3 separate regions of the Mus musculus genome follow, and regions 1 and 3 are each linked to region 2. A link is a loop called in an ENCODE intact Hi-C map of the cell type or tissue named here. Cell type or tissue: heart. All regions are shown on one strand. Links, peaks and the distances in the headings refer to the core of each region. The heading gives the core; the rest is flanking DNA.

Region 1 (10,454 bases), core at 1,018-9,017, 55 kb after region 2:
AGACAGCAAGAGGGCTGCCATGAGCCCAGTCCAAAGCCTCCAGTGCAAATTCAGCGAAGAGTTCCTGCTTCTCTCCCATTTAAAAATAATTATTTACTTTATGTGTCTGTGGGGAGTCATGAAGCTGGCCTGGCCTGGCTGTTGTGCTGTATTCTCCAGAGAAGACTGCTCACATGGGTTTAAGCCAGTAGGAAGTCTTTTTTTTTTTTAAAGCGGGCCAGCAACCGAACTGGGTGTTTGGGGTCCCAGTATACCCCTGAGCCTTTCTTGGGATGAGATTTTAAGTACAAACACCATGTTCTGGATTGACATACCTCAGTTAACAAGAACAGTTAGCCAGAAGCAGAACTACAGAAGCTAAAAGGCAAGGTTAGAACATTTAGAGACTTTCCCAGTACTAGATGGACATTGATGGACTAGGCCTTTGTCTTAGTCTTAGCAGGTGGTGCTGTCTCCATGCTGAGTGTTAAAGCCTGAATGGTGCTTCCATCATAGAGTCAGTTGTGCTGTCGTCTCGGGGCCCTGTTACATAGCTGCCTTGAGAGGTTTTCCAGGTTAGATTTTATGGCTGCTAGACACAGTGTCCCTTTCAGTTCCTGAGAAACTAAGGCGCTCTCTCAGGCAGTGAAGCATTCACACGGCTTTGTGCTACTCTGTATGTTCCCTTAAAAGTTAAGGAAACATGGAAGCGTTGACGGGACAACTGGTCTTAGACATTAATCTTCTGTACTCTGTATAGCTTGTAAATGTCATTTGTCATTACATCCTGGCAACTACAACTGGATTGATCCTGGCAATTGCCTCTATATTCTTTTACTGATAGGGGTATAAAAAGTCTGATTGCTCTCAATAAAAAATTGCCTCAGCCTCAGTCTTGCTCCAACCGAGCCTGGTAGATTTCCTTGGCCAGCCTCTATCAGCTAACCTTGGCCAGGTAAGTAAGTGTGGATGCTCGCATATCTGTAGTGTGCCTGGATGTAGGCATGTGCACCGTGTGCATGTGGGTCCAAGAGGTTGAGAGAGGGTGATGGGTCCCCTTAAAATTGGAGTTATAGAGGTAATGAACGGCCATGTGGTGCTGAGGACTGGATCCTGTGCAAAAGCAATAAGTGGACCTCTGAGCCATCTCTGCGGTCCCTCACTGCTTCTCCTGTGAGAATACATCTTCACTGAGCTAAGGAAAAGCAATGTTCTGGCTGAGCCTTTCCTACATCCAATTTGGAATTCTACCTAAGTGTTGGGAATTGGACGCTTTGTCTCAATTCAGCTCCCAGAGGCCGCACTTCCAGATCTGAAAGTCCCGGCCCCTGGCCCCCAACCGGCTTCCACTGATAAAGAATTGCAGAACAGCCAATGGCTGGGCAAAAAGATTGAGGTGGGACTTCAAGATTGCTCAGGCATGGGACTGGGAGTGAGGAAAGGAAGAGAAGGGGAATCACCATGATTTGGAGGGAGGGAGCGGGATGAGGTGTAAGAGCTGCAGGAGAGACATCACCCAGCAACGTAGGTGGAAAGGGAAAGCAGCCTATGGAGGGGGGTGGGCTGCCCAGAAGGTAACAGGGCAGCAAAGATATAATATAGATTTAGAAGGTGTTGAGCCAGAAATTCCAGAAGGAAATGTGTGCTAGCTGTGGGGCTGCTACATTCTGTCTGGGGGCTTAGGGTGATGCTCGGTTACCGAGGTGACCTGAGTTTGAATCCCCAGCACCCACACCGAAGCTGGGTGTGGCTGGGCCCTGGCACTGGGGGGAAGCCAGAGATAGGAAGATCCCAGGAGCTCTCTGACCAGCCCGTCTAGACAACTGATAAGCTATGTCTAGCAAGCCCATGAAAATATCTCTCTTGTAATTTTGGAGGATCGAGTTTAATAATTTTCAAGAAAACAACCCCATTGCCTCTTAAATCCAGCTGGGCAGCTTTCTTCTTATTCCTTCAATGGGTAGAACCACTCCTAAACTTGCCATGGGATGTGTGAAATGCATAGACAACACTGGCGAGAGATTTTGTGATGGGTAGCCAAAGAAAATATCTTCCTTTTTAAAATGTCAATCCACTCACAGGTCTCTTGTGTACCTTCACCCATGGTCAAAGTCAATGTGAACACGGGACACGCTCCTCTATGGCTTACTGCTTCCCTTGAATAAAGCTACCTTTCTACTGCTGTAAGTCTGTGTGGTCCCTTATCTCAGTCCTGTGAACAAGAATCCAAGAACTGGGAAACATTCAGCCTAGATTCCTGTGGTTGTGTGTTCTCCAGACCCTGGAAGGGGAGAGGGATGGGGAGCAGGATCCTGGTCCAGCTGGGTTTGAGTGCTGAATGCTGGAGAGGCAGGAGAAGGGAGAAGACTCCTCAGGAGTCTTAGTGTTATGGCTCATTTAGGTTCCTTTTCTTTTTCTTTTTTTAAAGGATTTATTTATCTTATTTATACGAGTACACTGTTGCTGTCTTCAGGCACACCAGAAGAGGGCATCAGATCCCACTAAAGATGGTTGTGAGCCACCATGTGGTTGCTTGGAATGGAACTCAGGACCTCTGGGAGAGCAGTCAGGGCTCTTAACTGCTGAGCCACCTCTCCAGCTCCCTTTTCTTTTTAAAGATTTATTTATGTTATATATATATGAAGACTCTATCAGCATGTACTCCTGCATCCCAGAAGAGGGCATCAGAACTCATTATAGATGCCTGTGAGCTACCATGTGGTTGCTAGGAATTGAACCTAGGACCTCTGGAAGAGCAGACTACTGATCTTAACCGCTGAGCCATCTGTCCAGCCCCACTCTATTTTCTTAACGTATTTATTTTGTGTGTTTGTGTGCACATGTGTGAGTGTGTGTCTGTGCAGGGGCACATGTGACTCGGCATGTGTAGAGGTTAGAGAGCAACCTGTCAGAGCTGCTTTTCTCTTTCACCCAAGGCAGGCCTGGGGATTAAGCTTGGGTCCGCAGGCTTGAAAGTAGGTGACTTCATCCACTAAACCATCTGGCTAAATTTTCAACATTTCTGTAGCATTATCAGATGAAGAAGAGGAGGAAGAGGAAGAGGAAGAAGAGGGGGGAGGAGGAGGAGGAGGGAGAGGAGGAGGAGGAGGAAGAGGAAGAGGAAGAAGAGGGGGGAGGAGGAGGAGGAGGGAGAGGAGGAGGAGGAGGAAGAGGAAGAGGAAGAAGAGGGGGAGGAGGAGGAGGAGGGAGAGGAAGAGGAAGAAGAGGGGGAGGAGGAGGAGGAGGGAGAGGAGGAGGAGGAGGAGGAGGAAGAGGAAGAGGAAGAAGAGGGGGAGGAGGAGGAGGAGGGAGAGGAAGAGGAAGAAGAGGGGGAGGAGGAGGAGGAGGGAGAGGAGGAGGAGGAGGGAGAGGAAGAGGAAGAAGAGGGAGAGGAGGAGGAGGAGGGAGAGGAAGAGACTCCTGGCTTGGGTTAGAGAGATGGCTTACTGGCTGAGAACAGTTTGCTCTTGGGGAGGACCTGAGTTTAGTTCCCAGCACCCACATGGCAGCTTACCACTATCTGTAAGTAAAGTCCCGGAAGATCCAATTCCCTCTTCTGGCCTCTGCAGGTAATGCATCAATGTGTTGAACAGACACACACATAAAATATATGCAAGCAACACACACACACACACACACACACACACACACACACACACACACACGCATAAAATAAAAACAAATGAGTTTTTGTTTGTTTGGTTGGTTGATTTTTCGAGACAGGGTTTCTCTGTGTAGCTCTGATTGTCCTAGAACTCACTCTATAGACCTGGCTGGCCTCAAATTTAGAGAGCCACCTGTCTCTGTGTTCCATGTGCTAGGATCAAAGGTGTGAGCCACCACGGCCTGGCTAAAAACAAATTAAGTTTTTAAAAAGGAAAATAAATGTAGGCCGGGTGTGGTGGCACACGCCTTTAATTCCAGCACTTGGGAGGCAGAGGCAGGCAGATTTCTGAGTTTGAGGCCAGCCTGGTCTACAGAGTGAGTTCCAGGACAGCCAGGGTTACACAGAGAAACCCTGTCTCAAAAAACCAAATAAATAAATAAATGTAGAGCTTTTTATTGAGACCCAAGGGGAATCTTCACAATTACCTATGGAAGTACTTCTCTTCAGGGAGATCTTCATGTGAGTGGATATTGTGTATCCATGCCTCATCAATAAAGAAAAATGTTCTTCCCCTTGGAGGGGTTTAAGCCATGAATAAGAATTTGAATTCTCAGCCGGGTGTGGTGGCGCACGCCTTTAATCCCAGCACTTGGGAAGCAGAGGCTGGCGAATTTCTGAGTTCAAGGCTAGCCTGGTCTACAGAGTGAGTTCCAGGACAGCCAGGGCTACACAGAGAAACCCTGTCTTGAAAAACAAAAAACAACAAAAAAAAAGATTTTGAATTCATTTCTCTCCCTGTACCTTCTGTCTCTGTTGTCTAATATGTCATTTATCTGTGTACTGTGTGTATGATTAATAAGGGATATATATATATCAGAAAACATGGCATGTGAAAGGAATAAGGACTTTCTTCTAGAAATATTTTTAAATAAATTTAAACAGATTGAATACACAGTAGGGAAACAAGACAGGTACATAATTTTAAATGTCTCAAATCTTTAATTTGGTTTCAAGGTCTTCAGTTTCTGAAGGCAAATATTTTGGGGGGAAAAAAACCCAAACTATTCCCACAACACTGAACACTCTCATGAAGTCAGTACCAATATACACCTTGCAAACATAAAGCTAAAATGAAACTAATCTCATCGCGCTGCTAAAATTGGTGGGTCAGGGTCCGAACCAACATCTATCTGGATAACCAAAAGTTTCCGTTCTTCCCATCACTCTGAAATATTTAGGAATGACTAAGCAAAGCACGTGACCTGAACACTTTTTTTTTAAAGTTTATATGTATGTGTGTGCAGGTGCTTACAGAGACCAAGAAGGCCTTGGATCCCTGGAGCTGGAGCCTTCTTACACGGGTGCTGGAAATCAAATCCAGGTCCTGTGCAAGAGCAGGAAGCACTCTTCTTAATCTTTGAGCCACAGCTTTAGACATAAACATTTTAAGGCCTTGACATAAACATTTTAAATTATACAAATTTCACAATACTTGGGTTGGTATTATCATCTCAATCGAAAAAAAAAAAAGCCAAAAAAAAAAAAAACAAAAAACAAAAAACCAAGGCTCAAGTAAGTTGGATACTTTCAAGATCTTGTAGCCTTAGGATACAGGAATAGCCTTTTGTCCTCAAGCATTCCTCAGCGTGGCAGGCATGTTTGGATTTCCAGCTCTTTAAACGCTGTGCATTTGTCAACTAGTATGCAATAGGTAAGCGAGAGCGAGCGCTCCACGTGCCAGGGTCTTAATGAATTTGCACAAGGACAGGACTGGGTGGGTCACTGCGCAAGCCAAAAGACAGAAACGTGCGCAAACACCATCGCGCTCCCGGGACAGCTCCCCGAGGCAGAGCTGTACGCACGCGCAGAGGCTGGCACGCGTTAGAGCATCCTTACCCCCATGGGCGAAAATAACCAAAAACTGCGAACAGCACCCGTTAACAGGTCTTCCTGCCTCTAGAGGGCCCTAGCATCGTGGCGCAGCACCCTGACCTGGCAGCGCGTCCTTTCTCACCCACAAACACTTGAGATATTAAAACAGCTCAAAGGCGCTTAGGTTTCCAAGTGCGGGAGACAGGAGGGTGAACGTAAGTACCAGGATCTAGAAACTGGCCTGCCCCGGGGACAGCGACTTCCTCTCCAGCCCCGGAAGTACCTCAAGAATGGGCGGGCTCTAGCTCGAAGCGGAAGCAAGGGGCGGTCCCGCCTAGGGGGCGGGGATTCAGCGGGGGACTCAGTCCCCGAGCCTTGTCACTCTTGGCTTCCGCCCGGGTGAGGTGTCTATGGAGGGGCTCCTGGCCCAGCTGTGTGGCACGGACGCGGCGCGGCCGCTCCCGCTGTGGGAAGGGGACACGACGGGCCACTGCTTCACCCAGCTGGTGCTCAGCGCCCTTCCCCACGCGCTCCTCGCCGTCCTCAGTGCCTGCCACTTGGGCACCCCAAGGTGAGACTGCAACGAGGCACCAACTCACATCGCTCCCAGATGTCCCTGGGATTGCGAGGTCTCTGTAGGGCAGAAGCAGAATAAAAGCTGACTGTTCGCACTCAGTTGAGCAAGCCACCTACCTTCTCGGAGTCTCCGCAGTTTTGAGCGGGTTCAATGACACAAGGCGTTTAAACACCGAGTGCGGCGCCTGTCATATCCTTAAAGTTGCCAATGCATCTCTCTTGCAGAGTTTTAAATGTCCTAGTGGAGCTGCCATGAATTGGAGGCAAACTTAGATAAACGTTTTAGCAAAAAAAAAAAAAAAAAAAAAAAAAAAGGATGCTTGTATAGGGCCAGTGGCACGCCACTTCCATCCAGCAAGCCCTGCTATCCCTAGGCTAAAAGCCCATGTAGACTCTGCTGGAGAGAAGCTGTAGGAAGAAGAGTAACGAAATCAAAATCTTAGAACTAACTTGGCTTTGTGTTGTGAGGTGTTGGTGCTACACTCGCCTTGATTTTATATTTAGTTCTTGGATGGCCAAGTTAAGTCCTTCTGTCCCTTTTGCAGAATGAAGCAAAAGCCTAGAAGAGGTTAGTACAGACACCCACAGCAAGCCTGCTCAGGTCAGGCATGTGAAGCCTTTAATCCCAACTCTTGGGAGACAGAGGCAGGTGGATGGATGCCTGTGAGTCCAAGGCCAGCCTGGTCTACAAAGTGAGTTCCAGGCCAGGCAGGGCTAATAAGAGAGCGCCTGTCAAAAAAAAAAAAAAAAAAAAAAAGGGGTGGTCTAGTCTAAGCTTTTCTAGAGGCAGAGGGATCTCAGCTTGGGCCACATGAGAGGGAACAAAAGGAACTAAAGTGTCTAGTTTATAGATAAACATTTTTTAGGACTGCAAAGAGCTTAACAGACTCAGTTGAGTTGTTTTGTGTTGTTGAAATAGGGTGTCATTCTGTATGCCCGGCCTAGAACTCAAGGAGATCTGCCTGCTCCTGCCTTCTAAGTACTGGGATTAAAGAAATATGGCTCCAGCCTCACCCTCTGCTTTTTTGATCAGTTGGTTGATTGATTTTGCCCAACTGTATGACTGTGCACCACTTGGGTGCAATGCCTGAGGAGGCCAGAGGGGAGGGCATCAGATCCCCTGGAATTGGAGTTTCAGACAGCCATGAGCTGCCATGTGAGTGCTGGGAACTGAACCCTTGGTCCTCTGTAAGAGCAGCCAGTGCTCTTAACTGCCCGGCTGTCTCTCTAGCCCCAATTTCATTCTTTTTAAAAATACTGGAAGAGTTTTATGCATAAGAGTGTTCGACAGCAATTATTCATATGTGCTACATGCATGTCGGGTAAAAGATGGCATTGGGTGCCCTGGAACTAGTGTTACAGAGGACAGTGAGCTATCATATGGGTGCTCGGAACTGACCTCAGATCCTCTGCAAGAACATCTCTACCAACCCAGTTTTCTTTTATGTGAACTTGGAAATGCATTCTGATAGTCACTGCTATAACTTTTTTCTCTTTGATTTTTTTTTTTTTTGTAAGACAAAGCTTTGCTATGTAGCCTTGGAAATCTTTTGCATCTCCACCCTACCTGGTCCTGGGATGACAAGTCTGTACCGTCACGACTGACCCTGTGTTTGATTCTCTTTGAGGGGAGAAGGGTGTTGAGATGAGGTATTAAATAGCCCAAATTTGGCTTGAGTTTATGGCCCTCCTGACCCAGCTCCCAACTGCTGATGTTACAGGTGTACTCCACCACACCCAGCCTATATTTGAGATATTTGAGGGTTCCCCCCTCCCCGCCCAGGATCTTACTATATAGCACTGGCTGGCCTAGACCTTGCTAAGTAGACCAGGCTGACCTTGAACTCACAGAGTTCAAACTGACCACTTGCTTCTGCCTCACTAGTGCTGTGATTAAAGGCTGTTTCCATTGTTCAAGTGTATTGTGTGTGTGTGTCCACAAATGCCTGTGGAGTTCAGAAGAGGATAGAGGAGCCTCTGGAGCTGGAGTTGTAGGCAGTTGTGAGCTTTCTGACATGGCTGCTAGGAACTGAACTCAGCTGTCCTTGAGCAGCGAGTGCTCTTAACTACTGAGCCATCTCTCCAGCCCCTGTGTTTGTTTTTTTTTCCCAGACAGGATTTCTCTGTGTAGCCAGACTATTCCTGGAACTCACTCTGTAGACCAGGCTGGAATCAAACTCAAAGATCCACCTGCCTCTGCCTCCCAAGTGCTGGGATTAAAGACGCGCGCCAACACAGCCCGGCTTGGTTTCTTGTTTTTGATTCTTAATGTAAACCTTTTGTTGTGGCAGTTGTTGTTTATGAAAAACAGTTGTGATGTTAAGAGGAAATAGGCAGAACTGAAAGAAGTTCCTCTTGAGCTGAGAGGTCACACAGTGATGTACACCACTTCTTACAATTAGGGAAAAGACAGGAGTAGAATATTCTGAGACTTTTTTAAATGTAGGTTCTCCTGTTACAGGACAAGAGCTGCAGGTAAGTAAATGTTTCCCTAGGAGGTTTCAGGTGACTTTCAGGCACTCTCTTGTGGACCCTTTTTATAAAAAGTGTGTATCTTTGTGTAAAATTCGTGGGTTTTTCTCATTGGAATCTTCACAGTACATACAACCTTAACTCAGGCTTGTTTGTACCTGTGGCAAAAGAATGAATCAGAAAACCTGTGGGCAAATTAGAAAATGGATTGGGCAATCTAGGAAGGCTTCCTGTAAGGAGAGGCTTTGTAAGGAGGGCAGGAGTGCCATGTGCAGACCAGAAAGGGAATTTACCTCCTCCCGCTGGTTGAAGGTGATGGGTGTGTCTGAGCCATGAGTCACCATGATCTGCGGTCTTCTTTTCTTCTCTTTCTTTCCCAGGACTACCAATCACTCCCCAGCTCTCAATCCTGGCTGGCGCCTCCGACTCGCAGCATCCTTCCTCCTTTCCATCTTCCCACTGCTAGACCTCCTTCCAGTTGTTTTGCCTCCAGGGTCACGCCCAGGGCCCTTATGGCTAGAGGTGCTAGCAGGGTGTGTGACAGCTGTGGCCTGGTTCACCCACAGCCTGGCCCTGTGGGCACTGGTTCATTCCCCTCATGGCCGTTCCCGTGGACCCTTGGCCTTGGCTCTGGCAGCCTTTCTACCAACCCCGGCCCTGGTACTAACTCTGCTGTGGCATTGCCAGCGAGGTACATTTCTGCCCCCACTTCTCCCAGGACCTCTGGGCCGTGTGTGTCTTCTCATTCTGCAACTGGCAGCAGTCTTGGCCTATGGGTTGGGCTGGGCAGCCCCTGGGGGACCACAAGAGCCCTGGACTCATGATCCCTTCCTGTCCTCTGAGAGTCAAGAAACAGAGGTAGCTGAAGATGGAGAGAGTTGGCTGTCACGCTTTTCCTATGCCTGGTTGGCACCCTTGCTTGCTCGTGGAGTCCGAGGAGAGCTCCAGCAGCCCCGGGACACTTGCCGCCTCCCCCGCAGGCTGCATCCTGCCTTCCTGGCCCGAGTTTTCCAAGCACATTGGAAGGAGGGGGCCCAACTGTGGAGGGCCCTGTACAGGGCCTTTGGATGTTGCTACCTGGCCCTTGGACTGTTGAAGATGGTGGGGACCATGCTGGGATTCTCCGGGCCTCTGCTGCTCTCCCTCCTGGTGGGCTTCCTGGAGGAAGGTCAAGAGCCTCTAAGCCACGGCCTGCTCTATGTCCTGGGGTTGGCTGGTGGGACTGTGATAAGTGCTGTGCTGCAGAATCAGTATGGGTATGAGGTCCGTAAAGTGACACTTCAGGCACGAGTGGCTGTGCTGAGCACCCTCTACCGCAAAGCCCTGAAGCTTGGGCCCAGCCGCCCTCCCACCGGGGAGGTCCTGAACCTACTAGGCACCGACTCCGAGAGGCTGCTCAACTTTGCTGGCAGCTTCCATGAGGCCTGGGGCCTGCCTCTGCAGCTGGCCATCACTCTCTACCTGCTGTACCAGCAGGTGGGCATGGCCTTCCTGGCTGGGCTGGTCTTGGCGCTGCTGCTGGTACCTGTCAACAAAGTGATTGCCACCCGAATCATGGCCAGCAACCAGGAGATGCTACGGCACAAGGATGCACGGGTTAAGGTGAGGGGCTTCTGGGGTCCTTCGGCCATTTGGGGGGCCCCACCCAGCAACAGGCAGAGAAGGAGCGCGAGCCACGTCTGAGCTCCACAGCACTCTTCTGTCCCTGTCTCCAGCTCATGACAGAGTTACTGAGTGGCATTCGAGTCATCAAATTCTTCAGGTGGGAGCAGGCTCTGGGGGACCGAGTGAAGGCTTGCCGGACTAAAGAGCTGGGACGACTCCGTGTTATCAAATACTTGGATGCAGCCTGTGTGTACCTCTGGGCTGCCCTGCCAGTGGTCATCTGCATCACCATCTTCATCACCTATGTCCTCATGGGGCACCAGCTCACTGCCACCAAGGTGAG
Region 2 (10,454 bases), core at 1,507-9,506:
CATGGTCTCTACATCAGGTCCTGCCTACAGTTTCCTACTCTGTTTGAGTTCCTGTCCTGACTTCCTTCAGTGATGGACTACAATTTGGAAAGATAAGCCAAGTCCTTTCCTTTTCAATTTTGCTTTTGGTCATGATGTTTCATCATAATAGAAATCCTAAGTCACTTGGCTGTTACCTAAAAACCTAATTAACAAGACTTGACAGATTCAATAAAAGAGAAAAAAAAATTAACATGGTCTATTAGAAATAAAGATTTTATTTAAAAAAGTGTGTGTTTCTGTGTCTGTGCACAGCTATGTGCACCTGAGTACAGGTGGTGTTGAAGGCCAGATGTGGGCACTGGATTCCTTGGAACTGGACTTACAGGTCTGTATTTGGTTTTGAGTTGCTGGAAATGGGTTCTAGAAACTGAACTCCTGTCCTCTGCAAGAGCAGCCAAGTGGTTTTAACCACCAAGTCATTTCTCTAGCCCTGAAAATGGTCTATTCAATTAGCCGAAGACTAGACCCACCATCAGGAAACATAACGAATATGCTAATGGCGCTACAACCTGATTTTACTGGACACTAATCCATACAAAAAGTAATCACACCTGGCAGTATGGTGCACTCCGAACTCTGAGTTTGAGGTCAGCCTGGTCTACAAAGTTCCGGGATACCTAAGGCTACACAGAAAAACCCTGTCCTGAAAAAACAACAACAAAAAAAGTAACCACAAACACGCAGGTGATAAAAATATAAAAAAACAACCCAACAGTTCTCATGTAGACCCTTATCTCACTTTCTCTAAAACACATGATTCTGGAAGCATTATAGTTCTAAACATTTTATGAGGAAAATTAACTTTTTATTACTTAAAAAGAGAGTTGTTGCCAGGCAGTGGTGGCGCATGCCTTTAATCCCAGCACTTGGGAGGCAGAGGCAGGCGGATTTCTGAGTTCTAGGATAGCCAGGGCTATACAGAGAAACCCTGTCTCAAAAACAAAAACAAAACAAAACAAAATGAGAGGTGGGGGAGGTTAGTTATCAGAAGCATATACCCATAACAAAGAGGAAATACAGTCTAAGTACCACAAAAACCAGCAAGGAAGGAAGAGACTCACACCCTGTACCATCACCCCGGGGAGTCCACCTACTCAATCATCTCCCAAAATAGAAGCAGACGGAAGGGCAAGAACCATTGACTCAATTAGGATCCAGTCAGATACCTCGAAGCTCAACCTTCAGAAGTTTCTGTGCTATATGACTGTCCTCCCTTGCTTCACTGCACCCATAGCCAGTGGAGCTTAAAGTAAATATCACTATCCTCAGATTTCCAGCCCAGCTGTGCCTATCTGCCTGCCTGTACACTATACAACACTCAACAATGCCTGTAACAAACACTATTTCCTTGATTGATTACTATGAGTTACTTATGAAAACTCCACTGTGTTAGACAGAGATTTTGACAGACATGCTAAGATGGAGAACAGGCTGTCCTGCACTCCCATCCATACCTTTTTCCTTTTGTGAGGTAATAAAGTTATTTAATCCTCATATATAACTTTTAGTAATTAAGGTCTACATTCAACACTGTATAGTTTACTTTTCCTTAGCACTCAAGAACTGTAAGCAGTAATCACACAAAAACCTTAAAGATCTCTAGCTTTCTATTACTGCTTCATACATTTAATATACACACATGCATTATTTACTTAAATGCTTTCAGGATCTATATTCTGGCCTGAATATGCTAAAAAAAATCATTAAAAACTAATTTTGGCCAGGCGTGGTGGTGCACGCCTTTGATCCCAGCACTCAGGAGGCAGAGGCAGGCAGATTTCCAAGTTCGAGGCCAGCCTGGTCTACAAAGTGAATTCCAGGACAGCCAGGGCTACACAGAGAAATCCTGTCTCAAAAAACAAAAACAAAACAAAAACAAAGCTAATTTTGTAGTTGAATGTTGGGGTCATGCTTGTAATCTCAGCATTCAGGAAGCAGAGCAGGAAGATTTTTGTTGAGTTCCAGGTCAGCCAGCCAGGGCTACACACACTGTCCCATACCTTAAAAAAGCCAAGTAGACTACCACAAGCCTTTAATCCCAGCACTGGGAAGCAGAGGCAGAACTCTGTAAGTTCAAACTCATCCAGGGCTATAGTAAAATTAAATCCTCCATCAATAAGAAAACTTTAAACATTGTATACAGTGGGGCCTATGCCTTTAATCCCAGCACTTGGGAAGCAGAAGCAAGAGGATCTCTGAGGCCAGTCTGGTCTACCGACTGAGTTTCAAGACAGACAGGATACACAGAGAAACCCTCTCTTTAAAAAAAAAAAGAAGAGGAGAAGGAGGAGGGAGAGGAAGAAGAAGAGGAAGAGGAGGAGGGAAAAAAAAGAGACTTTCCATTTTGTCCAAAACCTTCATTGTATAAGGGGATCTTTTTAGATTTTAATCCAATATTTGATTTATGTTCCCTTAGCTTCTCTTTCTACTTGTACCATGATGTTCTTTTTCTAGCATACATTATATTCAGAAACAGAATCTATATCAACATACTCTTCCCACTCAGAAAGCCTTTTCCAGTGTTCTATCTTCCACTGGACACAGATACTGTTTGACTTCAGTGCTGGCACCAACTTTCAGATACATCACTCAGAAAACAACAATATTCTGCCTTCCAGAGCAAGTATGGTGCACCTGCCATAGCTGAAGCCTACCTGTCCATGTCCTGCAGACCATCCACTGGAGATCCCAGCCGGTCACTGAGCCGCCGCCGCTCTGGTGTGCTAACACAGAAGTGGTCATTGCCAACTGTGATCCTTAAACTCTCCTCCAAAGAAGAATCAGAACACAGACCAGGAGAACGTCTCTACAAAAAGTTAAAACAAAAGTGAAAACATGAACACATCTCTATGCCCAAAATGTTCTCCTTACTTATAAAATTGTTGTCTATCACGGTAAGGGACCATTCTACAATAAAAAAGAATTTAGAAGTTTCCTTAAGAGGAAAAAAATCTCTTGAGACAGTTTCTGTATAGCCCTGGCTGTCCTAGAATTCACTCTGTAGACCAGGCTGGCCTTGAACTCAGATCCACCTGCCTCTTGTTTCCCCAGTGTAAAGGCGTGCACCACCACCCTGAGAGAGGAGAGGGTGAGTTTATATTCTCCACTCATTCCTAAAAATTGTCCACTGTGTAGCAGAGGCTACACAGAAAGATTCTGTCTCAAAAAACCAAAGGGGGGGGGTGGGGAAACAGGACCTCTTTTTGTATGAAACATGGGAATAGCCAAGTAAAAATCCTGGCTCTCAGGACATAGACACACACACATTCACACACACACACACATATATGTCTAACTAAAGGAGAAGAGGCAAAACCAATTATGTTTTAAGTACTTTAAAAGACAAGGAAAAGGAGGGATCACTCAAAAGAAGATGATTAGAGGTAGTATTTCTGGGATGCTGCTACTAAATCGAAGGCACATAGGTCCTTCAAAGAAAAGCACATGTTTCAGGCCAAAGGAAACAGCTCAGGAATGAATCAGTATGCTTTGGGTAACAGAAAAGAGGCCAGGACAGCTGCAGCAATGTCACAGAGAAAAGAGAGACAAAATTAGGAAATTTGGATTTGATAATGTGATAAGAGGCACAGGAGGGTTTCAAGCATTAAAGTCATGTGAGCCAACTACAATTTCCCTCCTGATGCTTGGACTACTTGATCTCTTATCTCTTACGGTCTTAATCAAAGACTCACTTCTCATGAGGCTTTTTTCCTTGAAATTGTAACTTGATTTTGGTTTTAGCCCTTAATCACATTGAACACACCACGGAATTTCTAACTTCATCTATTTATCGTAACTGTATCTAATTCATGGCAGATGCTCAATAGATGCTTATTAAATGTATAAAATGAAGGCTGAAAATCAGTGTGGAGGCTCCAGTTAAGAGTGAGTTCCTCCAAAGGACCAGGCACTCAACCATCTTGCTGACAACCATCTCCAAGGAATCCAAAGCCTCCACAACATCTGCACTCCCACATATATACCTCATTCACAGGTACACCTGAACACACACTATTCAAAATATTTTTAAAAATCAATTTGATGGCTGAACACAGAAAAGATAAATGGTGAGTAGCAAGGCTCAATTACGAAGAAGGCAACTGTACCAATCTGAGGAAGAGGCAGCAGGGCCTTCAGAGTGGTGAGAGATGACAGGATAGCCTGGGGGCTTCCCTTGAAGCATGAGGTAAATGTTCGGGTGGTAAGAGAAAGCATTTTCCTATGGGACGGAGAACTGGAGCTGGAGTGAGTACAGCACCCAGAAGGGGGAGGCTGCAGTATTCTACTCGATTCCTCTCTAGTGAGGGCTTTGAGAAGTCTTCACAATGTGACAAATCAGTTTATGACCAGAACACTAGGGCACTGTAGTGCCAGCTGAGGGGTCACTATCACACCTGCACCTTTATTTAAAATTAGGATGCTAAGATTCCAAATCGGGTTTTACAGTTTTGTAAGCCCTACTGAGTACTACTCAGCTACACCCACCACAACCATAAATTAATCCCACATTTTGTCCCTCCAGCAGCAGCACATTTTAACATGTAAAATCGCAGGCTGTGAGAATCCAACATGTGAGCTGAACCACAGCTCCATCACTTGTGTGTCACCTTGATCAAGCTACTTAAACCTCTCTGAGCTGGTTCCTTGGCTGTGATAACACCTATTGCTATTGCTTTACCTCAAGGGACCGTGAGCCCTAAAAGATTGCTGGTAGCTGCTCTTGTGTCTCTAGCTGATGGCAGCAATCACAATGATTGATTATGCACACCTCTCGTCGGAATAACAGCTATAACTGAGACTCCATGACAGCTAAAGCATCCAGTCTGCTTTGGTTCAAGCTTTCCTCACTGGCCACCAGGCATTTCAGATGTTCTGCTAAACTCGGGCCTTAAAGCAACGAATTTGATCAAACCCAAAGGGAAACGCCAAAGCGCCAGTCAGTATGGATGAAATGCCCCTCGCCTTGGAGAACTTTTCCACATAGCAAGAGCGAAAGCCTCTTCCCCCTAGAAACCGGGCGTCCTGTTCTGTTCCAACACGGGTGACCGAACGGGTCCCGGGTCCGTTATTGTGTAAAGGAGGCACCCAGGACTGTCAGGGAGCGGGGAAGACTCGGACATTCGGACTCTGGCCTGAGGGCCCGGGGGCTGGGGACATGGGGGCAACATGGGCGAAGGGTGGGATTACCCGACTGCCGCCGCCGCCGCCTGGATGGTCTCCGCGGCCGTCCCGGGCGAAGTCGGCGCGGGACTCGCCTCGAATGCTGCCTCGGAAGCCACCCAGGCCAGGTGGGTAGTGTCGCCGGCTCCGCGGTGGCGACGGGGAGCCGCGACGGGCGCGCGGCGGGGACGGGGAGCCACGACGACCCCGCGGAGGGGATGGCGAGGCCCGGCGGCCGCGGGTCGGAGACGGTGAGGCCCGGCGGCCGCGGGGCGGGGACGGGGAGCCGCGACGACCCCGAGGCGGGGACGGCGAGGCCCAGCGGCCGCGGTGGCCTGAGGGCGAGCGGTGGCGGCGGGCGGGGAGCCGCAGCGAGGAGCAAGAGGGCGGCGGCGGCGACGAGGGGCGGCGTGTGGGGCCTGAGGAGGCGCCCACGGGACGGCCCGGCGGAGGGCCGCTCGCGCTGCCGTCTTTCGACCGGTGCGAAGAGACGGAGGAGCGGGAGCCACTGCGGTACATGGCTACCGGGAGCGCCGCGGACGCCGCTCGGGAGCGTGCCGCCACAGCCGCAGGCACCGCCGCCGCGGACACCGCAGCGCGCCGCCCTCGCGGACGGAGCGGCCCCCTCCCCGCGGCCCCGCCCCACCGGCCAGCGGTTGGAGGGCGCGGGTACGCGCCGACACGCCACACCCCCTCGTCCTCCCAGGCTCTCCCGCGGCTGGACGCGGAGAGCGGCCTCAGGAGCCGGGAGCCGTGGGGCGGAGCGCTGAGCCTGCGCGAGCACCAGGGGCGCGCGCCCTGAAGTGCGCAGGCCCCGCCTTTCGGCCCCGCGCAAAATGGCGACCGGCGAGCCGCCCACCCCCTACTCCCCCGGAGACCACGTGATGCAGAGAGACCACCCCTCTCCTCCTCCCGGCGCGGTGGGCGGGGCCGGAGAGCCCGGTGAGTGGGCGGGGCCAGGTTGTAGCGGAGGCCTCAGTAGCTTGGTTCCCAGGCTCCTGGAGCGTGCGTGCCCATAGCAATCCACCTGCTTTACAGAAATGATTATATATAGTGAGAAAGCAAACGACCCCCTACACTCACACCTAAACCCTGTCAGAAGCTACGAACCTCAACGAGTGTCCATCCCTTTTCCCCCAGAGGAAGCTTGACGTAGTCGGGTAACTTTCCAGTCCAATAACTTATAGAGGTTTAAATCGAGAAATGAGAAAGTACAGAAAAGTGAAAGTCAAACACAACAGACATCAGTAAAATTTCCAGATGTTCTAGCCAAGCATTACAGTAAAATGGTGGTGAAGGCCACTGTCGGAGCAACCCATACCGTGACAGGCCTGGCAAGTGTTTTGAGATATCAGTGGTGCAGAAACACATGGAGGCAAAAACTCATACACAGAAAATAGAAATAAATGTTTAAAAAGAAAAAGACAAGACCCTAAGGGTCAGTCAAAACATAGGAAAATAGGGCCTGGGTAGAGATGGCTCCGGAGGTCTTTTTTCTAGCACCTTCGTGGTAGTTCACAACCATTTGGGGCTCCAGTTTCAGAGGATCTCACACCATGAAAAAACCAAAAGTGAGGAAATATGTTGAACCTAGACAATAGCTTCATATTTTTCACCAGCTAAACATAAATCTTGAATTTGTGTAAAAATCACATTTCTGAGCCAGGCATTGGTGGCACAAACTTTTTAATCCTAGTACTCAGAGGCAGAATCAGGCAAATCTCAGAGTTCAAGGTCAACCTGGTCTACAGAGAGAATTCCAGGGCAGCCAGGGCTATACTGAGAAACCCTGTCTCGAAAAACAAAAAACAAAAACAAACAAACAAACAAAAAACACCAAAAAACAAGAATCAGATTTCTGAAAAGAAAAAAATATGACTTTGTTAATTTGTTTTTAAATTATGTTTAAAATATAAGCCGATTTGCTTATTTATAAATGTCATAAGCTTCCTATTTCAGAATAAAAATCTTGCTTCTGTCCCTTTTTTTTTGAGAGTCAGGTTTCACTATGCAGCCTTAACTGGTCTGGAATTTCCTATGTAGATCAGGCTAGCCTTGAAGTCATGGACCTCCCACCTGGCACCAGTATAAAAATGTTACCAGCTGTATTCCCTTACACTTGTTTGCTTTATCCTATATTATTGATATAATTTGTAAATATACGTTATTTTGATGAAAAAGCTAATCTACCAGAGGTATGTGCCCTGTCTTTATTATACTACCTATGTATGTATTTAGTTATCTCCATCTACTTTAGTAGACGAGGAAAGATAAATCACTATGTATATTTAGTTGAAGTCAATGCTTATTGTACATACTAGGGTCTCAGTTGCCTGAGGCTTGTCTCAAACTCAGTATGTATCAGAGGATGTCTTTGAACCCCTAATCCTCTGATTCTACTTCCTAAGTGCTGGGAATATAGATATGGAGTACCATTATTTAGAACCAAAATTAATACTTTTTTTCCTTTTTTTTTGTTTTTTTTTTTTTTTTGTTTTTTCAAAATGGTTTTTCTGTGTAGCCCTGGCTGTCCTGGAACTTGCTCTGTAGACCAGTGCTGGGATTAAGGGTTTATGCCACCACTGTCTGGCCAGAATCAATACATTTTAAATTGGGATTTGCTGTTCTAGTATTAACATTGTCTCCTATGTCTTTCTCCAATAATAAAGTGTTTAGGGGGGAGGTCCCCTTGTGGGTGGGACCATCTCTGGGCTGGTAGTCTTGGTTCTATAAAAGAGCAGGCTGAGCAAGCCAGTAAAGAACATCCGTCCATGGCCTCTGCATCAGCTCCTGCTTCCTGCCCTGCTTGAGTTCCAGTCCTGACTTCCTTGGTGATGAACAGCAATGTGGAAAGTGTAAGCTGAATAGACCCTTTCCTCCCCAGCTTGCTTCTTGGTCATGATGTTTGTGCAGGAACAGAAACCCTGACTAAGATACTTTAAGCAAAGGGCAAGTCTCTCCTTCTTGCCCTCCGTGCCTGCCCTCTGCAGATTAGTCCTGTGCCTCAATGGAAGTCTTTGCAGAGTCCTTTACTTTCCAACACTCTCTGGTATCGTGAACAGTAGTATTATTGCAGCATACAAATGTGCAGTCCAGGGTCCCAAAGCCTCCTGGGCACACACCTGGGTGACCAGGCTTATGAAGTGATTCTCACAGCCTTCCAAAGTTCCAGGCTCAAAACCAAACAAACCTTTAAACTTCCTTTCAGATAACAGCTCCACACTTGACGCCTGGTAAGATCAGGGAGTGGGTTAGACTTCTGTGGAAACTCTTTCTTCCCTGAGTGGAATGGTGGGAGAGGGAATGCAGAATCCAAAGGCAATTCTCCAACACGGTCCTCAGCTCTCCTCAACAGGCTGGATTAGGAACGCCAGGAGGCAGGCCGGTCCCCCATTTCTCACCGTGTCCCTCTGGGATGAAGGGATGGAGAACCCGACATCTACTAAGGGGCTTTCTGCCTTGGAGGCCTGTGCTGAAAGGTCAACGACAACAGGAAAGAATCTAATTAAAACCATCTCCCAGCTGTTGTCTGTCACCGAGTCGATGCATTCTTACTTGTCTTTTGATGAACATGGCTAAGAGCCTTCACACACCGTGGGCTGTCCTGTGGGACCCAAGTCACCTGACGAATCTCCCGTCCCTAATGTGATGATTTCCAGAAGTAGGGTTAGAGAAGGTGTGAAAGGCAAGGTGCTCTCAGTGTGGTTGTGCCTCATCAGAAGAGAAAGAGACATGGAAGTCTGTTGTTCTGCTGTGTGTGGTCACAGAGAAGACAGCCATGCACAAAGGAGAGAAGAAGCCTGAGCTGCTGACACCCCGATGTTGGACCTCTCAGACTCTACAACTATGAGAAGTAACTGTCTTTTACTATTATTTTGAGACAGGATCTTGCTTAGTTCTGGTTGGCTTCAGATTTGTAGCTGAAGATGCCCTTGGATGCCTGATCGCCCTGCCTCCCCAGGGCTTAGGGGTTGGTTACAGGCCTGTAAAGCACACAAGGCCTGAGAGACTGTCATTCTGTAGCCTGGGCAGGCCTGGAACTTACTGTATAGCCCGAGCTGACCTTGAGCTCATCACAGCCACCCTCCTGCTTCAGCCTCCCAAGTACTGGGATTACAGGTGCAAGCTGCCATGTCTTGTTAAATATCTATTATTCAAGCCTCTTGGACTAGGTACATTGTCATAGCATTCTGTTATGGTTTTAATATGAAACTGTCTCCCACAGCATTGCCTTGGAGACAATAGCTTGCCCTCGTCCCTTCCTGCATTCCATTCTCCAGTGCTGTGGTACCGATCTCTTTGTTCTGCCACATTCTTCGTGCCACGATAGACTAAATTGTCTAAAACTGAGGCAAAATGAAAAAAATCCTACCTATGTTATCTCCTCTCAGGTGTCTCTCACAGCAATGAGAGGCCAACCAGCACAGACAATGGGTATCTGAGAAGTCGAGTCAGTAATGGGGTTGTTTGCCTTGACCACGTGGTTCTTAAACCTTGGGAACTGATCTTTCTGGAGGAATTTGGAAATTCAGACTAGAAAAACCATAGACTATTTCATTTAGTGAGTAGTTTTTGTGTGAGCTCAGAAGACCAGAATACTAGCATGACCATGGACAGAAAAGGCTGTATTCATGAGATTCCAGGTCAAAACGAGGACTTTGTTGTGGACCAGACTAGAAGCCACTCATGTTACATCCTGGGAAGAAACATCTAAATTCTGTCCACATCCTGAGACTTTGTAGGAGGCTGAGTTAAAATGTGACAAATTCATCTCACGGAGGACATCAGTCTACGTGTGCAGAATGTGATGCAACATGGTTGCTTCTGTCTACTTTTAGTCAGACTTATAATTAGACTCTGTAGCAGACAGCAAATAAAGGTGACATGAGAAACTCGTACTTTGGTTAAGAAAAGCCAGAGCAAGACGAGATCAACAGCATCAAAGAGGACTGGGCGTGGCAGGACAGGCCTTCAGTCCCAGCCGTTGCAAGACAGAGGCAAGTGGATCGGCTACTTCAAGACCAGCCTGGTCTACAGAGTGAATTCAAGGACAGCTATGTAGGGAGGGAAGCCGTAGGTCAAAAAGAAATGGGGTTGTGAAGATGTGGTTCAAAGGTTAAGAGCACTGGCTGCTCTTCTAGAGGATCCAGATTCAATTCCCAGCTCCTACAGAGTGGCTCACAACTGTCTACAACTGTCCAGTCCCAGGGGTTCAATGCCCTTTCCTGGCTCCATGGGAACCAGTTATACTC
Region 3 (10,454 bases), core at 1,299-9,298, 140 kb after region 2:
TGAAGTCCATTGGCTCTGTAATCCGTTCGCGCCCCGCCCCCCAGTAACGCGAGGCGAAGCATGCGTGGGGATTCCAGTCCACAGGGACTTCCTGGTCAATATGGTGGCACGGGGCAGGATCCCTAGGTTAGGGCAGATGAACCACCTTTGGTTTTTTTTCGAGACAGGGTTTCTCTATACAGCTGTCCTGGAACTCACTTTGTAAACCAGGCTGGCCTCGAACTCAGAAATCTGCCTGCCTCTGCCTCCCAAGTGCGTGTGCCACCACCGCCCCTGGCTACCACCTTTGAACATACCAAACAGGAAAGTGGGGTTGCCCAAATCAAAGGGTGTCAGTTCATCCCAGAGCCGTGGGGAATCGGGGTGGGTGGGGGCGTGTAAAGCCGCCACAGTGAAGCTGAGTTTTATCTCTGATTGCAGTGGGGGCTTCATTAGTGCAACAGGACAGTAGAGTAGGCAGAGGAAGTGCCATTCTTTAAAAAAAAAAAAAAAAAAAGCGAGTCAGAGGGTGTGGTGGCACCTTCAATCCCAGCACTCAGGAGGCAGAGGCAGGTGGGTCACTGAGTTCCGAGCTAGCTTGGTCTACAGAGTGAGTTTCCAGGACAGCAAGGGCTGCACTGAGAAACCCTGTCTCAAAAAAACGAAAACAAAAGTGAGCCAGACCTAGACACGTGCCTTTAATCTCAGTTTTTGTGGAGAGGCTGATGGATGGATCTCTGGTCTACCTGGTGAGTTCCAGGAAAGGCAGAGCTACACAGGGGGACCTTATCCCACCCCTATACCTCACAGGCAGGGGGAAAATAAAAAAATAAAACACCCAGCCCTACTCCTATTAACTGTATTTAACCACTTCAGGTTTGCCGGTGCCTGCAGAATCCAGAAGAGGGCGCTAAAGTTAGGAAACCCTGACCCACCCACCACGGATGCTGAGAACTGAGCTACTGATTCCTTGTCTTTGCAAGGGGAAAGACTGTACACTCAGTGCCATCTCCCCACCCCTAGGTTTTATTTTTAATTATGTTAATGCTTGTGCCTGTGCAGTGAGTGCAGGCACCCTGAGGTCCTTGGAGGAGCTGGAGCTAAAAGCAACTGTGAACCATCCAGCAGGTTTTATTTTTAATTATGTTAATGCTTGTGCCTGTGCAGTGAGTGCAGGCACCCTGAGGTCCTTGGAGGAGCTGGAGCTAAAAGCAACTGTGAACCATCCAGCATGGGTGCTGGGAACTGGTCTAGTCCCCTCAAAGAACTGTATGGCCCTAAGTGGTTTGGAACTCTGTTGACTGGGTTGGCCTTGAAGATCCATGTTCCTGTGCACCTGCTGCGATGAAAAGCAATGTACACTTGGCCTGGATTTCCTTCCGTGGAGGTTAAAGGGTGCTGGTCACTAACACTTAGACCATGCTTAGCTTCAAATGTCAGCTGATGGGGACATTCTCTCATGATAGCACAGGGGTCTTTGTAATGATGTAAGTGGAAATTTGTCATTGTTGCCCTGGCCTCTCAAAAGGACAGCCAGCCTAGCATTATACATGAGGACTGTGGGCTGCCTACCCACTGCTCTGTGGGGCAGTAATGGGCATCAGAACGGGTGGCAGGAGGATGGCTGCCAACAGGAGCTACAGGTCTAGACTTCAATCAGTATTTTAATTACCAAGTCTATATTTAGGACAGAAGGGGAGTAGAGAGAAAGGGGGTGAGGGCCTCAGAAGAGCTGACCCATATTCTGCACTTGGCTGCAGAGACTTGCAGTCCTAGCTGTGAGTTCCTGGTCTTGTGCCCTTCAGAAGCCAAGCCTGGTGCCCAGCAGGTGTTTAGGCAGCCACAGCCTGGTGGCTGCAGACCTGGGCACACACATCCTCAGTACTGTCCTTTAATCTTCCTCTGCCCCGGAGCTGGGGGTCAGGGCAGGCCGAGGATTTCAGAGAGGGTCAATGTGACTGCAGAGTCACTGCTATTGCCTTGGCGGTAGCATTGATCACAGCGACGGGCAGCCTGGCAGCAGGGAGCACAGCGGGGATGTCTCTGGGGACCCTCTGCATGGGTGGGATGTTGGGGCCCTCCAGGGTGTCCAGGATCCCTAAAGGAGGGAGGGTGGAGAATGAGTGGCCCCCAGGTCAGCTCACCCAGCCCACTCCCTCTGCAGCCCGCCACTCACCCTCCACCACTTTGTGGTAGGCGAAGTGCAGATAGAGCAGGAAGAGCATGTGCAGGGCAGCCAGCGTGCCACAGAGCAGCAGCCGCTGAGTAGGGCCCACAGTCCGCGACACCAACACTGCCACCTAGGGCCACAGGTAGACAGTTCAGAAGGCCCTGTCAAGTGAGGGATGGAGCAGATACTCCAAGCCTGGGGCAGAGCTGTCAGTGCATCCTTCTAGAGCTCTTTGTGGGGCAGACAGCAAAATCTGCTCAGCTTACCATGCGCAGGGTAGAGAGCCCACCCACCAGCAGCCAGAAGAGGTAGAAGAGGGCATGAAGGTGGATGTTATAGGTGATGAACAGGACTATGCAGTGCCCGAAGAGGCCGTAGCCCTGGAGAGAGAGGACAGCACCATCACTTGGGCTGCACAGACCTTTGGTCCCGAAGTGGGGTATTTTAGCTCGCTGCTCCTATCCCGGTCTGCCCCCTGCTCCTCCCATCCCAGGTGTCCCCCCATCCCAGGTCCACAGATGGCAGAGTGCAGCAGACCCCCCAGCCACCCCCAGGCTCGGCTCCTTACCAGCAGTGCCAACATCTGTAGCATGGTGATCTGGGCGTTACACAGGTAGGCAAGGAAATAAATGAAGGACGAGACACCCAGCCAGTATCCAAAGCAGGTGCCTATGGCTGTGCCCATGAGGGTGCCCTCCCGCTGTGGGGTGAAAGCTCTGCTTAGGCTGAGAGACCTCTGGCCTCAGCCTTACCCAGGGCCTTTTGCGCAGGGCTGCCCCTGCCTCACCTCCACCAGCCACCCGTCTCCCCTAAGGCCGGTGTCCTGCTTACGATAATGGTGTCAGAAGTCTTCATTCCATGCAGGAGGATGGCCACCAGTGTGAAGACCAGCATGAGCGGTCCGTAGAGCTCGCCCGCGACTTTCTGTCAGTACAGTAACATGCTTACTAGAGACTGCCAGCCAGGCTTAGCTTGGTGGCCTCCCTCCCCTGCTCTGAGGACACCCAGGCTTAGCTTGGTGGCCTTTCCCTCCTTACCTGGGGGAAGTTGACCATCTTGATAGGGATCATGGACTCCAGGAGCCTGGGAGAGGAGAGGAGAGGAGAGGAGAGGAGAGGAGAAGAGGAGAGGAGATATGAAGCAGCACTATGTCGTGCTCTGCAGGACAGGGCCTGCATCCTAACTCATGTCTCTACTGCCAGGAATGGGGCTAGCCCAGAGGACACACTGGATGGGAGGAGGGAGGCTAAAAAGGGGATGACAAAACCACCTTGTGGAAGGACAGCCCTCTGAAACTGAGCTGAGTGGTAAACTTGGAGAACCGGATTAGACCTACATGGCCTACAGAAGACGGGCGCGAAGCCCCAGGAACTGTACAACTACTGAGGGATGAGGGAAGCATCCGCTTCCTGCCTCCTCTCCATTACTATTCCACGCAGTGAGCATTTTTCTGGAAAAATATACTTGAACTGGTATTAAAAAAATTCACACAATAAAAAAAGGGATCATTTCTTCCTGTACCTATGGCTACTGTAACTTGGGTTTTTCTTGTTTTTGGCAATGTTTCTTGGACAGTATTTCCTCTGGTAAGCCTTCCCCTTTGAGCCCCACCCCCACCTTCACCGACAGATCAGATATCATCAGGACAGTGCTCCACACAGACCAAGAACCCGTGTGTACTCGCTCGCTGGCCCTAGCTTTTCTATCAGTTCTGCTTAGAGGACGAATGAAGAATGAAGCCAGGATTGAATCCTCCTTTTGATAAGCAAGTTAATGACTATGCTCTGGTATTCAGGTGCATGATCTGTCTGTCTGATGCTGGGGGTGGGGTGGGGGTGGAGGATAAGGGTGGACCTGTTGGTGTTTGGGGAGACCGGCTCAGGAATAAGAATGCACTGCAGTTTCAAGAGCCACCCTGAAGAGGAGAGAACTGTCTAGGAGTCCAGGTGAGGGAGGGACGAGAACAAAGTGAGTGCCTGCCATTTAAAGGATGGTGGTGTGGAGGGAAGCGGGGTAGGAGGGAAGAGGGGTTAGCGCACTTGAGGGGTACCTAGCCAACTGTACCTTTCACCAAGTATTCACAACATGTTCAGTTCAGTAATGGGGTTGCAAGTAGGGGAGTCCACCAGAGCTCAGGGCTCTGAGTCTGAGTGAAGTCTGGATGAGGGTCTAGATGTGAGGACAGATGTCTCAGAGAAGGCGCCTCACCTGCTTCGGACCTGGGCAGGCTCCACATCAAAGTAGGGTCTGAGGATGTCAATGTTGGCATACAAGCTGAAGGCCCTGGAAGCCTGTCTCTTCCCTGCCTGCCACATCTGAAGGGAAATGGGTATGATGAGACTCTTGGCTCTAGATTGTTATTCAGTCTCGGCGAGATTTACGTGTGGGTCTAAGTGGAAAACCTCGATCAATTTAGGACATGCATAGGTCCTTTTTTTTTTCCCCATTGGCTTACCTGATCTGCTACCTGCCGGCTCAGTTGTCCTTTAAAGCCTTTCATGCCAAGAAACTCCCCATCCTCTTCTTCTGCAGCAGCTGCATCAGCATCTACTTCTTCCTCCCGCAGGCGCTGGTGCAGCTCACCCATGTCCTCGAAGCTGGAGCCTGAGGTATCGTCCATGTTCTCCATATCAATCACAGCCGAACCCCCACCCTGTGAAGACAACGGCTCGGAGAGTGAGGGGCCCTTCCATTGCATCCTCCCCGTTCTCCGCTCAGCTGACAACTTGAGGCTTTGATCTTCCACTGCCGAGGACATGGCTTGGAACTGCCACTCTTTCAGTGGTGGCAACTCTTGGTCGCGTCACTTTTGTGGTCCTGGAAACCCTACTATTTATTTTCAATCCACGTTGTTTTCCTACTTTCCACCTCAAAGCTCCAAAGAGTTGCAAAAGAGCCCATCTGCCATTCCCAATTCTCAAACAAGCCTATTTTTAGGGGGTGCCAGTGGATCCTAGCCTCCAGCCCCCACAGAGAGCCGAGGCCCGCGGGAGCCCTAGTTTGTCCCTTTCACGCCAGCACAAGAGCTACACCCTTCCCCGGGAAGACTCAAAGGGGACAGGCTGCGTTTCAGCGGAGCCGACCTCTAGGCCCCGCGAGAGAGAACAGCAGCCACCGTCCGGACGCCGCCAGCCCGGGGCTGCTGGCAGCAGGCGCGCTCCATACCTGGATGTTTTCTTCGAAGCCTCCCCATTCCGGGCCAGCACCATTTCGGACGCCGCTGGCCGGCGCCGCCGGAGTCGCCATGTCCCTCGAGGCTTCCCGTCGCTGGAGCACGCGCGCGTGGGAAGAGCGTGCGACCCGGGTCCGAGGGAGGGAGAGGTTCAGAGGGGCGACCGCCCGGGCAAGGTGGGGATCCGCCGGGACGCCGAAGGGAGAAACCCGGATGTTTGGCCCCACTTGACGTCCGGAAGTGAAGGACGTGGACAGAGGCGGGGCAAGATCTCGCGACATTCAAGATTGCGGGAGCCCGAGCGTTGCTGCGGAGACGCAGGCGCGGACTCGCCTCCTTTTACAGCGAGTGGCGGAAGATGGCGGCGGCTCAGGCGGTGGAGGAGATGCGGACTCGCGTGGTTCTCGGAGAGTTTGGGGTTCGCAATGTAAGAGATCGGGGCGCGGGAAGGATGAGGGCGGCACGGGGAAGTAGAGGCCTGGTGTGAAGGCTGGCCACACTGCCCTTTCTGTTGGCTCTAGGTCCACACCACGGACTTTCCCGGTAACTACGCCGGTTATGATGATGCCTGGGACCAGAACCGCTTCGAGAAGGTGGGTAGAGCTGAAGGTGCCCAGTCGGCCCGAGGGGCCAGACCTCGCAGGTTGGGGTGGGGGTCGCTGTTTCCATACAACACGCTTGAGCTCCATGGACGGGTCAGACACGGTGGTTGCTCTCGGTGGGATAATGGACCACACAGACAAGTTATTCCAGAATAGTAAGATAGCGGTGAAGATGGCTGGGATATGGTCAGGAATCATTGATGCACTGAATCCAGCTAACTGAAGGGACGTAGTTAAAGGTCAGTGAAGGGAATGGCATTTGAATTAAGCTTTGAACTATGAATAAAAGTTGAGTAGTGAAGGCCTGATTGGAGCTTCATTATATATGATTTTTTTAAAATTCACTTTGAAACTGTTTCTGTTTAGCCCTGGCACTCTCTCTATAGTCCAGGCTGGACTTGAACTCAGCCATCTACCTGCTTCTGTCTCTGCCTCCCATGCACTGGGATTAAAGGCATGAGCCACCACGCCCAATTTAGAATTTTTGAGTAGACTGATAACATTTTGCAATCTTGATAGCCAGGAGGGAATGAATTCTGGTGAATCTGCCAGCTAGTGTATGCAGGCTGAAATTGGGGGCATAGATGAACTCCAGACAGTACTAACGGAGTAAGGCAGGGAGAACTAGACGATTTGCACCAGTGCTCTGGGGAGGCAGTGTGTGAGAGAAAGGACTTTGTAACTTGAGGACCCTAAAACTTTCTTGATATGCGTGTTTGCCTGCATGTGTATTTGTGCACCACTGTGTGTTAGTGATCCCTGCAGTGTGAGGAGAATGTTAGGTCCCACCAGGTGCTGGGAACCAAACCCAGTTCTTCTGCAAGGGCAGTTAAGTGCTCTTAATAGCTGAGCCATTTCTCCAGTGGCACTGGGGAACTGTTGCTGGCTGTGTCGTTTGCCAAGCAGGAGAACAAGAATGAGGGTACACTCAGGTGCCTGCTTGTGAAGTCTATGTGCTTGCTTGAGCCAGGAGCATGGTGGAGGTCAGCCAGGGGATTAGAACCTAGGAGACAGGAACGTTTACTGTGTGGGTGGAAGGGGAAATTTAGAAAGAAGAGCAGATAAGGAAATTGGTGTTCAAAATCCAAGGGAATGTAGTTGAGAAAAGTAGGTATTAAAAAATAACGACAACAGACATGCAAGTATCAAACGGTCTAAGTAGTGTGGGAAGTTCTGCTTTTTGTATAGTAACTTCTCTGGGTGGTTTGTGGAAAATCTGGGAAGATTGGGCATAGTGGCGCACACCTTTAATCCCAGTACTTGGTAGGCAGAGGTAGGTGGATCTTTTGAGTTTGAGGCCAGCCTGGTCTACAGAGTTCCAGGACAGCCAGGACTACATGGAGAAACCTGGCCTTGGAAAAACCTAAAAAACAAGAAACACACAGCCTTGCCCCCAAGAACAGGACTGGAGACAAAATGTCTACTGAGCACCATGACTTTAGGGTGAGGGGATAGTGCAGGGTAGGAGCCAGGCAGGAGTCATGCAGGAGCTTCCCTCCTTCTAGAATTTCCGTGTGGACGTGGTGCAAATGGATGAAGACACGCTGGAGTTCGACATGGTGGGGATTGATGCTGCCATCGCCAATGCTTTCCGGAGAATCCTGTTAGCTGAGGTATTAGAGGACGTGGGCTGGAGGGTAGAAATTGTATCAATTTGTAGACGCTTTTCTCAAAGCCATCCCTCTGGGGCAGGTAGGGTGGTTCACACCTATGACAGTCTGGGCTACATAGTAAACATTGTATCAAGAATCTGAGCCACACGCCTTTAGTCCCAGCACCCCAGCACTCGGGAGGCAGAGGCAGGTGGATCTCTGAGTTCCAGGCCAGCCAGGGCTATACAGAGAAACCCTGTCTCAAAAAACCAAAAAAAAAAAAAAGAATCTGAAGGGCAAAATGAAAAAGTGCTGCCTCTTCCTTTTCCAGGCAGGGGGATGGGTGGAGGTCAGTTGTCTGCTTTGCCTCCTTGGGCAGGTGCCGACAATGGCCGTGGAGAAGGTCTTGGTGTATAACAACACGTCCATAGTCCAGGATGAGATCCTTGCTCACCGCCTGGGGCTCATCCCCATCCTCGCTGATCCTCGTCTCTTTGAATATCGGAACCAAGGTGAGGCTGAGAGCTTGGGATTATGAGTTAGGCAGAACTGACCTGGAATGCATGGGCTCAGGTCCCAGGCCTACTGCTGGGGCTTTAGTTGGCATCTTGTACATCTGCCTTCGCCTGGGAGAACAGCTGTCCCCACCCCACCTCTAGTCTCACTGTGTACACCCTCGGAACACAGCGCTAGCAGCACTCAGGCTCTCTCCACCTTTACATTCTTCCTGGGGATTGAACTTGGGTCTTCAGGTTGGAGCAAGCATGCACCCTCACTCTGTGAGCCTTCTTGTCAGCCTGGTATTAGAGTTGATATGGCCAGGCACGGTGGTGGACAGCTTTACTCCAAGCACTGGCAGAGGCAGGCAGATGTGTCCTGAGTTCAAGGCCAGCCTGGTCTGCAGAGCAAATTGCAGGACAGCCAGGGCTGGTAAAACCCCCGCTCAAACCCAGCCCACCCCTGCTGCTTCTGTGCAGGAGAGGAGGAAGGAACAGAGATAGACACGCTGCAGTTCCGGCTGCAGGTCAGGTGTACCAGGAACCCCAATGCTGCCAAGGATTCCTCAGACCCCAATGAACTCTATGTCAACCATAAAGGTGAGAAGCAGTGGGAAGGCCTAGGGCCGAGCGAGGGTCAGACTGGATCTGCGGCTTCTGACTTCATATTTCCCTCCAGTCTACACCAGGCATATGACATGGGTCCCCTTGGGAAATCAGGCTGATGTCTTCCCAGAGGGCACAATCCGTCCAGTGCACGACGACATCCTCATCGCTCAGCTTCGGCCTGGCCAGGAAATTGACTTGATGATGCATTGCGTCAAGGGCATTGGTGAGGACCTAGTGAGCCCGCCCTGGGGGGTGGGCCAGTCTGATTGCAGCAATGCAGTCGAACCAGGAGCTCAACTGGGATGTTAGCAGCAGGCAGAAAGCCAACATGCTTGTGTTGTCCCAGGCAAAGACCATGCCAAGTTCTCACCAGTGGCCACAGCCAGCTACAGACTGCTACCGGCCATCACTCTGCTTGAGCCTGTGGAAGGAGAAGCGGCTGAGGAGCTGAGCCAGTGTTTCTCCCCTGGCGTGATTGAGGTGGAGGAAGTACAAGGTGTGTTTGGTGCGCAGTGGGACTAAGACTAAGGTGTTTTCTTTGAAGGTAGAAGAAAAGGAAAGCTCTCCTAACAGGCAAGCTACCATACTGTCTTCCTTAGGTAAAAAGGTGGCCAGGGTGGCCAATGCTCGGCTGGATACCTTCAGCAGGGAAATCTTCCGGCATGAGAAACTCAAGAAGGCTGTGCGGCTTGCCCGGGTTCGGGACCATTATATCTGTGAGTACTCCTTGGATAGGATTTAGAACTAGCCTGTATTAGAGGTAAAATCCTGCTGGGACTGAATGTTTTCTTTGGCCTCTAGTTTCTGTGGAGTCTACTGGAGTTTTGCCACCAGATGTGTTGGTGAGTGAAGCCATCAAGATCCTGATGGGGAAGTGCCGGCGGTTCTTGGATGAACTGGATGCAGTTGAGATGGACTGAAGCTTACACACATACCTGGGAGGGCGTGGCTGCTCTTGGATCTTTTGCACTGCTGTGCTGTTACTAGAGGTCCCTTTCCAGTCTCATTTCCAGTCAATACATTTTATTAAATGTGCCACAGACACCTTTGCCTTTGTAAGGCCGTTGTTGTAAATAAATTGCTCTTGGCAAGTTCTTTTCAGGCTTTTTTTTTTTTTGTCTAGTAATGAGCCTTGCCTCAGCAGGTTGGCATTGGCAAGGACCAAGGTTCGCTGCAGCTGCTGAGAAAGGCCAGATACAGAGAGTGCACTGCCCTCCCTCCACCTAGCTCTCAGGCTTCCAACCAGGGCTGCCATTAGTCAGCCATGTTGCCACTGTCAGCTCCAGAGAAGACAGCTAGTGTCTTCTGGACAGATGCTAAGTGTGCAGGGCTTTGTTGGCTCATCATCAGGGCTTTCTGATTAGTACCCCTAACAGGGTGCTTGGAAGAGTCACTGGTTTGAAAAAGGAAAATAGGGCCCTTCTGTATGAAACAGATTTTTACTGACATGCAGATGTACTTTAGTTAGCATTTCTACAAAAGGTTCTATAAACAATAGAAAATTTCTAGCATGAAGTCATAGGATGTTAAAAATATTACAACATAATAAATACAACTACATCCTCCACAGCCCTAAGCAGACAGGAGCAGGCAGCTATCGAGTGTGGAGGGCAACACTGAGCTCACCTTTACAACCTGCAGACCCCAAGCACCAGGCAGGAGGAGGACGGCCTTGTGCAGCTGTAGGGTGGACAGTGACCTCGATTCTAGTTGCTATTTCCCAGCTCTGACTTTGCAACTTTACTATGCATGACTGTGTCCCACACTAGGTCAAAGTTGGGGCTGGGTGGACAGTGGGCGTGCCAACATCCAGAGAAATAGGCAGGACTAGGT

What was found. A loop is a pair of places that touch in the nucleus more often than their neighbours do. Peaks named below come from ENCODE experiments on the same cell type or tissue, not always from the same donor. Only the 100,000 strongest peaks of a DNase experiment are listed, where the experiment ranks them.
Region 1: a loop joins it to region 2, with 4 times the contacts of the local background. A loop is called at or near these places in 18 of 42 quality-filtered maps.
Region 3: it touches region 2 in a loop (5-fold over the local background); 4 of 42 quality-filtered maps call a loop at or near these places.

What each region holds. Positions count from the first base shown.
Region 1 is chr17:46,323,347-46,333,800 of GRCm38, reverse strand. Abcc10 (ATP-binding cassette, sub-family C (CFTR/MRP), member 10) reads left to right here and starts at 5,778. Exons shown (of 21, transcript NM_170680.2): 1 at 5,778-6,029; 2 at 8,887-10,108; 3 at 10,222-10,449. The coding sequence starts at 5,869. In heart, for the core only: a CTCF peak has its summit at 5,549 (motif pointing right); a DNase peak (open chromatin) is centred at 5,770; H3K4me3 peaks cover 1,871 bases; H3K27ac peaks cover 1,430 bases.
Region 2 is chr17:46,379,106-46,389,559 of GRCm38, reverse strand. It overlaps Zfp318 (zinc finger protein 318), which reads right to left and starts at 5,794. Exons shown (of 10, transcript NM_207671.4): 1 at 5,230-5,794; 2 at 2,697-2,848. The coding sequence starts at 5,721. In heart, for the core only: a CTCF peak has its summit at 5,976; DNase peaks (open chromatin) are centred at 5,159 and 5,959; H3K4me3 peaks cover 2,618 bases; H3K27ac peaks cover 1,862 bases.
Region 3 is chr17:46,243,189-46,253,642 of GRCm38, reverse strand. It overlaps Polr1c (polymerase (RNA) I polypeptide C), which reads left to right and starts at 5,598. Exons shown (of 9, transcript NM_009085.2): 1 at 5,598-5,748; 2 at 5,843-5,914; 3 at 7,429-7,536; 4 at 7,895-8,027; 5 at 8,493-8,612; 6 at 8,692-8,844; 7 at 8,968-9,117; 8 at 9,221-9,337; 9 at 9,423-9,723. The coding sequence starts at 5,680. The coding sequence ends at 9,541. It overlaps Yipf3 (Yip1 domain family, member 3), which reads right to left and starts at 5,563. Exons shown (of 9, transcript NM_145353.2): 1 at 5,315-5,563; 2 at 4,605-4,802; 3 at 4,358-4,464; 4 at 3,187-3,232; 5 at 2,981-3,073; 6 at 2,718-2,849; 7 at 2,416-2,529; 8 at 2,156-2,279; 9 at 1,106-2,077. The coding sequence starts at 5,395. The coding sequence ends at 1,929. Xpo5 (exportin 5) reads right to left here. Exons shown (of 32, transcript NM_028198.3): 32 at 10,045-10,454. In heart, for the core only: a CTCF peak has its summit at 2,302; DNase peaks (open chromatin) are centred at 2,122, 3,002, 5,582, 8,892 and 3 weaker places; H3K4me3 peaks cover 2,893 bases; H3K27ac peaks cover 1,695 bases.